Linked DNA regions of Mus musculus: region 1 is linked to region 2. The links are chromatin loops, found by intact Hi-C in ENCODE. Cell type or tissue: heart. All regions are shown on one strand.

The links. Hi-C counts contacts between places; a loop is a spot of excess contacts. Peaks named below come from ENCODE experiments on the same cell type or tissue, not always from the same donor. Only the 100,000 strongest peaks of a DNase experiment are listed, where the experiment ranks them.
Region 1: a loop joins it to region 2, with 5 times the contacts of the local background. A loop is called at or near these places in 13 of 42 quality-filtered maps.

The regions. Positions count from the first base shown.
Region 1 is chr2:11,601,516-11,605,515 of GRCm38, reverse strand. It overlaps Rbm17 (RNA binding motif protein 17), which reads left to right and starts at 2,317. Exons shown (of 12, transcript NM_152824.1): 1 at 2,317-2,431. In heart, a CTCF peak has its summit at 2,185 (motif pointing left); a DNase peak (open chromatin) is centred at 2,235; H3K4me3 peaks cover 1,819 bases; H3K27ac peaks cover 1,475 bases.
Region 2 is chr2:11,662,399-11,666,398 of GRCm38, reverse strand. All of the region lies in intron 1 of Il2ra (interleukin 2 receptor, alpha chain), which reads right to left. Among named protein-coding and RNA genes, the nearest start is that of Il2ra, 22 kb to the right of the region's middle. In heart, a CTCF peak has its summit at 2,234; DNase peaks (open chromatin) are centred at 858 and 2,228; H3K4me3 peaks cover 798 bases.

The sequences.
Region 1 (4,000 bases), 61 kb after region 2:
GAAAAAAAAAAAAAAAAAAAAAAAGCCAGGCACATTCCTTTATCCCAGCACTCAAGAGGCAGAGGCAGTCAGATCTCTGAGTTTAAGGCCACCCTGGTCTACAGAATGAGTTCCAAGATGGCCAGGACTACACAGAGAAACCCTGTCTCAAAAAACCAAACCAAACCAAGCCCAAACCAACCAAACAACACCCCACAGAAAAACAATAAAAAAACAAAACAAACAAACCAAAAAGCCAAAAGAAGGCCTATAATAGTAAACCTACAAAATTGATTTTTTTTTTAAAGCTTCAATTTTCTTTTTTTTTTTAATATATTTTTTGAGTGCAGGTGTTTGGTCTGCATATAAGTCTATGTACCACCTGTGACTGTCACTCACAGAGGCCATGAGATCCCCTGGGACTATAGTTACAGATGTTTGTGAGCTGTCATGTGGGTGCTAAGTAGGTTATAAAGAGCCCCAGGTCCTTTGGAAGAGCAGCTGGTGCTCTTAACTGTTCTCTTCTGCCCCACAAAAACAAAATCTCAACTATTACATGTGTGTGTGTGTGTGTGTGTGTGTGTGTGTGTGTGTGTTAATTCCTTTTCCCTATTTATTATTTCCTATAGTGTTTACTATGAATAACAAGATTGTATTTTTTTGATGTACAGATTTTATTTTTTTTTCAACAGGAATTGTATTATAAAATGTCATGTCAAACTTTTAATCAACCCACACATGGTGTTGCTATCTGATTTCTTTATGTTTATCTGCCACAAGCTGGTACTTTATTCCAGGCTTGCATTTTCAAGCTTTCAGAATTTTTAAAATTTTTTAAATTTTTATTATTTATTTATTTATTTGGCTTTTCGAGACAGGGTTTCTCTGTATAGCTCTGGCTGTCCTGGAACTCACTCTGTAGACCAGGCTGGCCTCGAACTCAGAAATCCCCCTGCCTCTGCCTCCCGAGTGCTGGGATTAAAGGCGTGTGCCACCACGCCTGGCACTTTCAGAATTATTTGAACACTTTCTTGTAAATCAGATTATAATGTTGGTGTGTTCACTTGTGTAAGGTCCACCTCCACAGTTTTATGATGGCTATTCCTGGTTTTCAACTCGACTACATCTGGAATGAACTACAATCCAGAAATGGAGGGCACACAGGATCTTGAGGCTGGAAGACACAGGCTGCTGACCCAGATCTTGACATGGAGATCATGAGACAGCCCAGGCAAGGTAGTGCACAACTTTAATCCCAGGACACTGAGGCAAGCAGTTCTCTGAGTTCAAGGCCAGCCTGGGACAAAGCAAGTTCCGGATCCAGGTGTGGAACTTGAGGACATAAAGACATTGGGAGAAAGAAGATTGACTCACTCCTCGTCACCTTCTTGCACTTACTTGACAGCATCTCTGTTGGAACCGATTTCTTCAGATTGTAGCTTAGACAGAAGACCAGATGAAACAACCTACTTCGTGGGACAGAGCAACTACTAGATTCTTGGGTTTCCCATTCACAGCTGCCCATTGTCAGGTTAGTTGGACTGCAGAGTGTAAATCATTGCAATAAATTCATTTAATATATATAGACAGTCTATAGGTCCTCTGACTATAGAGAACCCTGACTGATACATTTTTCAGCTTGAATTCACCACCACCACCACCCTTTGCGGGGGGGGGGGGGGGTTGTTGTTATTGTTGCTGTTTTTCAAAATAGGGTTTCTGTGTAGTCCTGGCTGTCCTGGAACTCACTATATAGACCAGGCAGGCTTTGAACTCAGAAATCTCTGTCTCTGCCTCTCAAGGGCTGAGATTAAAGGCATGGGTCACAACTGTCCAGCTATAGCTTGAAATAATTTTTACATGCAACCAAAAATATGGGGAAAACATATTTACACAAAGCCCTGGTTTCTCTGACCTTTCTTTTGCCATTTGCTGCATTTTTATTCCAAGCGAGCAAGGTTTATAGTGTTTACATTCTTTCTCTGAAGACCTAGCTCAGTGTGTGTTTTTAATGCTATTAGATTCTGCAACATCTCGCCTGCAAATTTATTTCCACCATTTAGTATATAAGGGAATAGTTGGGAGTGAATACCTGGAGCCTAGTAGGGGATTCGGCTCCTACTCCAAGGTCAGAAGGCACATGAATCTCGAAACCTTGTGCCAATGGCGCCATCTCTTGGCCGGCAGAGAGGAGATGCAATGTAGTCCTCCCGTCAGCAGGGTGCAGTGCGAGCCGGAGAGTGCAGCTTTGCTTCCGCGAGTCACACGCAGGCGCAGACGTGGACTCCCGGCAGCCTCCGCTCTCTTACCCCGCGCGGTGCATCCCTTTGCGGACTCCGTGGAGGCTCGGCGCTGCGGCGGACTCCGGCGGTGGGCGGGCTTCCGCGCAGGGCGGCCGGGCTCCGCGCTGCCGCCGCCGTGGCCCATGGGCACAATCGTCTCGGAAGGCCGGGTGAGTGGCGCCGCGGCGGCCCTGGCAGGCGGTCTGATCCGGAACGTAGACTCGGGTGTGCGCGCCTTCACGGATGCGCTGGACGCGAGGCCGCGGCTCTAGGCCGCGCCGTGAGGGGCGCGGGGATGCGGGCGGGGCACCCCGAGCTGCCCGGGGGGTTCCCAGCCCTCCACGTTGGGCTCCTTCAGCCTGCCACGTTCCACCGGGCCACCTAGATCCCCCCTTCACCAGTCCCGATCCTCTTGACAGTGAAGAAAGTACCTTTCTCCTCTTCATGGCCCATGCCCAGACCAAGTTGTTGGGTCGCAAGACCGCAGTAACCCAGACTGCGTCGGGCCTCAGGAATGGAGAAGCCAAAACACAAACCCCAAAACTTGTTTCCTTCCAGAGCACCTGAAGTGAAGGTTGAGGCCGTTGTCTCACCGGGACAGAGAGTGTCTGTTGTAACCCCCGGCATGCTCAGGCCTGCGCTAAGGGGAGTTTTAGCGTTCATGTCCCTCCGCTAGCTTTCGAGCTTCTTCTGCTTGGACCAGTTGTGCTCTGAATGAGTGCTGCAAGCTCAGTAAGGTGCTTCTCCAGGGGTTAGATCTCTAAGAAGCTCGTTGGAAAACCCAGGCCTGGATTGATCCGAAGAACCAGATTACAAGCTGGAAAGACCTGGAAGAGGAGTTTTATTACAAGTGGAAAGGCTGCACCTATGAGGAAGAGGGAAAGCAAGAGCAGAGAAGCGCTGTAGAGTATTCTGCAGTTTAAGGCTGTGACAGAGGATGAAGAGGGACTTAGAAGGGTGATCAGTCAGACCTTCCTTTGAGAAGTCAGGAAGGGGGGACCATTGACATAAGTTCTTGTTATAATTCTGCTTGTTCTGGGAATAGGTGAGGCCTGTCTCTCTGCAACAGGTGGCTCTTTTAAATCATGGGGACACATTTATACTGGGCTGAGCTGTAAACATTTCGAGATAACAAATTTTAGTAAATATGAGTAATGGAGCCCAGGGTGGCAATATGTCTGGAATTCCAGTGCTTGGAAGGTGCAGGCAGGAGATTAAGAGTTCCGAGGACAAGCCACACGTGGAAATCACATGTGTGATTTCCTACAGGCGTCATTTTTCTCCTACCATATGGGTTCTTGTTGACCCCCTGATTTGTTATTATGTACCTCCTCCCCCCCACCACCTGTCCCCCGCATAAATTTTTCACACATCTTTCCAACAGGGAAGAGTTCCCTCTAGTAGGTCATTCTACAAGTCTTTCAGAACAGTAGAGAAATCTGCTGCGCTGTTTGCTTTAGTTACTCTGGTTAGTTTGTTTTTAACAGTCCCTGGCCAATGGTATCTTGGTAATACGGATGGGAAATGTGAACTATCAGAGATGGCATAGCTACACACGGAAGGGTATAAATGATTCGGTAAAACATCATTAAGTCCTGAGTATAAGATATGATTGTGGTGTGGATCAAGCTAACAGAGGTAGACTTTTAGACTTGTGATGGTTACTCTTGGTTAGCTACATCTGGAATCTACTAAAACCCAATGGCTGGCCACACCTGTGAGGGATTTTTATTTATTTA
Region 2 (4,000 bases):
AACAACCGAGTGTTCTTCATATTCTTGCGCACAGTTGTCAAAACTCATCAAGTTGCATCAGACCTATTCATATAGCTTCCCTATAAGGTCTTTCTTACATCACACACACACACACCCCAATGACCACCCCCACAATAGTGATTAGTAAAATAAAGCCTGCATGTTTGGGGTCTGGAAAGACAGATCCGCTGTTGCTCTTGGCCCCACAATCACAAGGACCAGATTTTGGATTCCAGGGCCCCTGCAGAAGATGGGGGCTTCCTGCAAAAGCCTGGAACACTAGCCCGGAGGGGAAGTGCAGACAGGAACAGGAAGACAGCTCGAATAGTCTAGCTTCCAGACTAGCTGAGAGAGTCTGAGCCTCAGGTTCAGGGAGAGACTCTGCCTCAAAGGAATAGGCAGAATGGCACACCGGAATATCTTATGGACATTAATAACACTCAGGCATGTGCTTCTATGCACACAAGTGTGCATGCACTCACACAGGCACAGATACGCACATTAAATACATTAAAATAATAAATAAAACCTTTTAAGAATAACTCCTCTATAGCTAATTTCACTGAAACAAAACCAATTAATTTAGCAATTCTTGAGTAACTACTCGTCAGTGCAAATAGTCAGGGATTCATCTTGATCATATTTGGAATCTGGTACCAAACCACAAGCTAAGAAACCTTTCACATGCATAACTTTAAGAAAGGTCAGATAAGTTTTCTTTGGGATGACATTGCACCCCTAAGCATTCCTCAGAGTTCGGTGATGTTTTTCTAGACAAGGCTTTGCCATGGAAATTTCCACAGTCATCCGGAACTAGTCCAGTGTCCAAGGAGGTCATGTGGGGTCACGGAGACAGTTGTAGAATTTTGTACTCTCACAGATTTTCCATTTCTAAAAGAACCTTTCTCAGAATTGCTTATGATTCTCTCTCCCTGAAAGGCCTTGCCAAATGTGTTCCAAAACTTATTCAAAGACTCCAAGGCAGAAGAGCCCATGGGAAAGGCAGCCCTAGAGATTTTATTCTTTTTAATCCCTTAAGAGTAAATTGGGGATATTCTTAGCTCTTGTTGCTCTGGTGTCATAAAAGAAACATCAGCGCAACAGCCAAAAATGAGTAAAAATAATTTGTTTACAAGCTTCTCTGGGAGGTCATGAAGGAGAATTCCATGTACACAACTTAAAAAAGGAATCCTAATTTATTGTCTAAAATGACTTCAGGTGACTGGCGTCTTCCCTCTCTACTTTTACCTCCTGAATACTCCCAAACCACTTCTCCCAAATTCACCTCCCAGCCTTTTTCCACCTTAATTCTTGGGATATGGGGCTCCTGGGAGACTCCTATCTCAGACTCCGAGGTACTTGGATGTGGTTTTGCCTTTCATGTAGGCACAGGGCCAAAGAAGCGGCCAGCAGTTGTTAATCAACCCAATACAAGGGTTCAGACCAGAGACCTACACTGGGAAAGTTAACGCCAAACTCTTCCAGGATGGAGTATGTTGCCCATCTTGTATGAGGGGTAGTCCCATGCTTGCCAAATCTCTCCCCAGTCACTCTCCCTGAAATAAGACCATAATGCAGCAATTATCTGGGGATCTAGTGTCTCCAGGAAAAATGGAATACAAGACGTTCTGGGAACTTGTGACTCCTTCAGCGAATACTCTGGGAATTACAAAGCCTCCTCCCTGTGGGCTGCAGCACAGGGCAGGTAGGGAAAGGTGCTTGTTGTGGTTTGAATGTGGATGTCAGTCCATAGGCACCTATGTTTGAACACTTGGTCCCCAGCATGGGGCGCTGTTTGGGATGATCGCAGAACCTTTAGGGGTAGAGCCTTGCTGTGGGATGAGGTCATTTGTGCTTTTCTCGCCAAACCCTTCTGCTCCCAGGAAGAGACCTCTATATGTAGTAACAAGATCAAGGAGCACAGACATGGCTCCGTACTTCTTACCCTAACTGCCATCCTCCTTACATGGTTTTATGGCTTCGCCTCCACTCCTCAGATAGAAAAGCTTCCCCTTGATTTTTTTTAACAGTTTTATTTTTAGAAACAAAATGAAACTAGAATTAATTGTGCCTTGAATTCTTCTGTGCCCCTTGAATTAAACAGCAATATTGACAGTTGAAGCGTTCTCGGGAGGCAAGTGGTTCTTTTATCAATAAGACAGCGCCCCTAAATGGAGGACGACCAGAGAGCTCCCAGTGGCAGGCATTCAAACCTCCTGAAGAGACAGACTGGGCTGGAGAAGTGAGCCCTCTAGCGGTGCTGATGCTTTCTGTCGACTGTCACACAGCAGATAGTTAAGGTTGAGGGGGAACTTCTGGCTGCTGCACCCTACTTTCTGTCTGTACTCCCTGCCCAGCTACTCTTGTCTTCCAGCGCACACTGAGCAGACCCTTCGTGCTTTGGAACGTGCCTTCAGAGTGCTTTGTATTTTTACTCGGGATCTAGTCGGTAGCCCGAGGAAAGGTAGGCTGGGAGACAGTAGCGTTGGTTTATCTATGATATTTAAGATGAGAACGATAGGGACTCCTGTGCCCTAGGTAAATGACTCCAAAGGAGGGCTCCCTAAGAAAGTGGACAGAGTTTGAGAAAGGAGTCGTTAAGGAAATGTTTTGTCTGTAGCTCAGCCAACGCTGAGTAAGGGCTTCTTCTCCCTGCTGCCTCCTGCTTTTCCATATACTGGGAGTGAGAAGGGAGGTTAGAAAACACTCACCAAGCATGGTGTCTGCGGGACAGGTATTGACTGAACTATATAAGGGACTCATGAGTGTAACAAGAGTGTGAGTCGCCGGGCGTGGTGGCCCACGCCTTTAATCCCAGCACTCGGGAGGCAGAGGCAGTCGGATTTCTGAGTTCGAGGCCAGCCTGGTCTACAAAGTGAGTTCCAGGACAGCCAGGGCTACACAGAGAAACCCTGTCTCGAAAAAAAAAAGAAAAAAGAAAAAAGAAAAAAGAGTGTGAGTCACCTGATGAACAGTCTGGCTTTTGCCTGAGAGCCATCCTCTTCCTCATCAGATCAGATAAGAAAGCCAAGGTCAGGGTTGTCTCCAGACCAAATCAATGGTTGGGCCTTACAGAAAGTGTGTGTGTGTGTGTGTGTGTGTGTGTGTGTGTGTGTGTGTGTTTGGGTATGTGAAAGACGATTCAGTAGAACATGATGAATATTGTTTAACATGATCAAATGCTCTGAGAGTGATAGACTCATAAAAAAGAAACTGATCTTTCTGCGCCCTTTCTGTGAATTGTGGAAAACCCTGAGTTCTCCAAGTTCAGAAATCTTCCTTCCATGTCAGAGAGATGTAACCTCCAGGAGACAGGTTGCCCCCACTCCCCATCTGACAGCTGTCACTTTCAGGGAGATGTCTCATCTGTCTAAGCCATCTGGGTACCAGGCAGTGTTTATTGATGTTGTGGTTCAGTTCAGATCATTATCTGTGAAGTTAGAGCACCCAGGTCCCTCTGCTTGGATTTTTAAGATATGTAATAACAGACCTAATTTCTGAACTCCACTTTGTGTATATTACCTCCAATGCTCTGTGCAGCCACAAAGGGAAGATATTCTCAACTGGCTTCATACAGTTAGAGACTGAGGTCCCAAGAGGTCAGGCTACCCAAACCGCATTTTCATAGTGGGGGGAACTGAAAGCCAGGAGTCTAATGGCTGCCTTTATGTTTATCCTTTTTTTAAAAATTCCCTTTTACCTTCGTGAAATTATTTTAAATAGAAAACTCACTGTGTAATACAGAACAAAGAGAATGAGGACAGAGTGTGAATCTCCAATGCTCTTGAAACAAAAAGCTAGAAATAAGCATACAAACCACCCTGTTCCCTTTCTGACCTGCTTCTCTTAGTGACTGTCACCATCTGAGCCAATTCCACATGTTTCTGATTCTTGATGTCCGCTCAGTTCCCAAGAGCCACAATACTCTGGCATTCATACTCCCTCTCCACTAACGTTCAAGACTCCCATACAACTCAGCAACTGTCCACCTCTGTGGCAA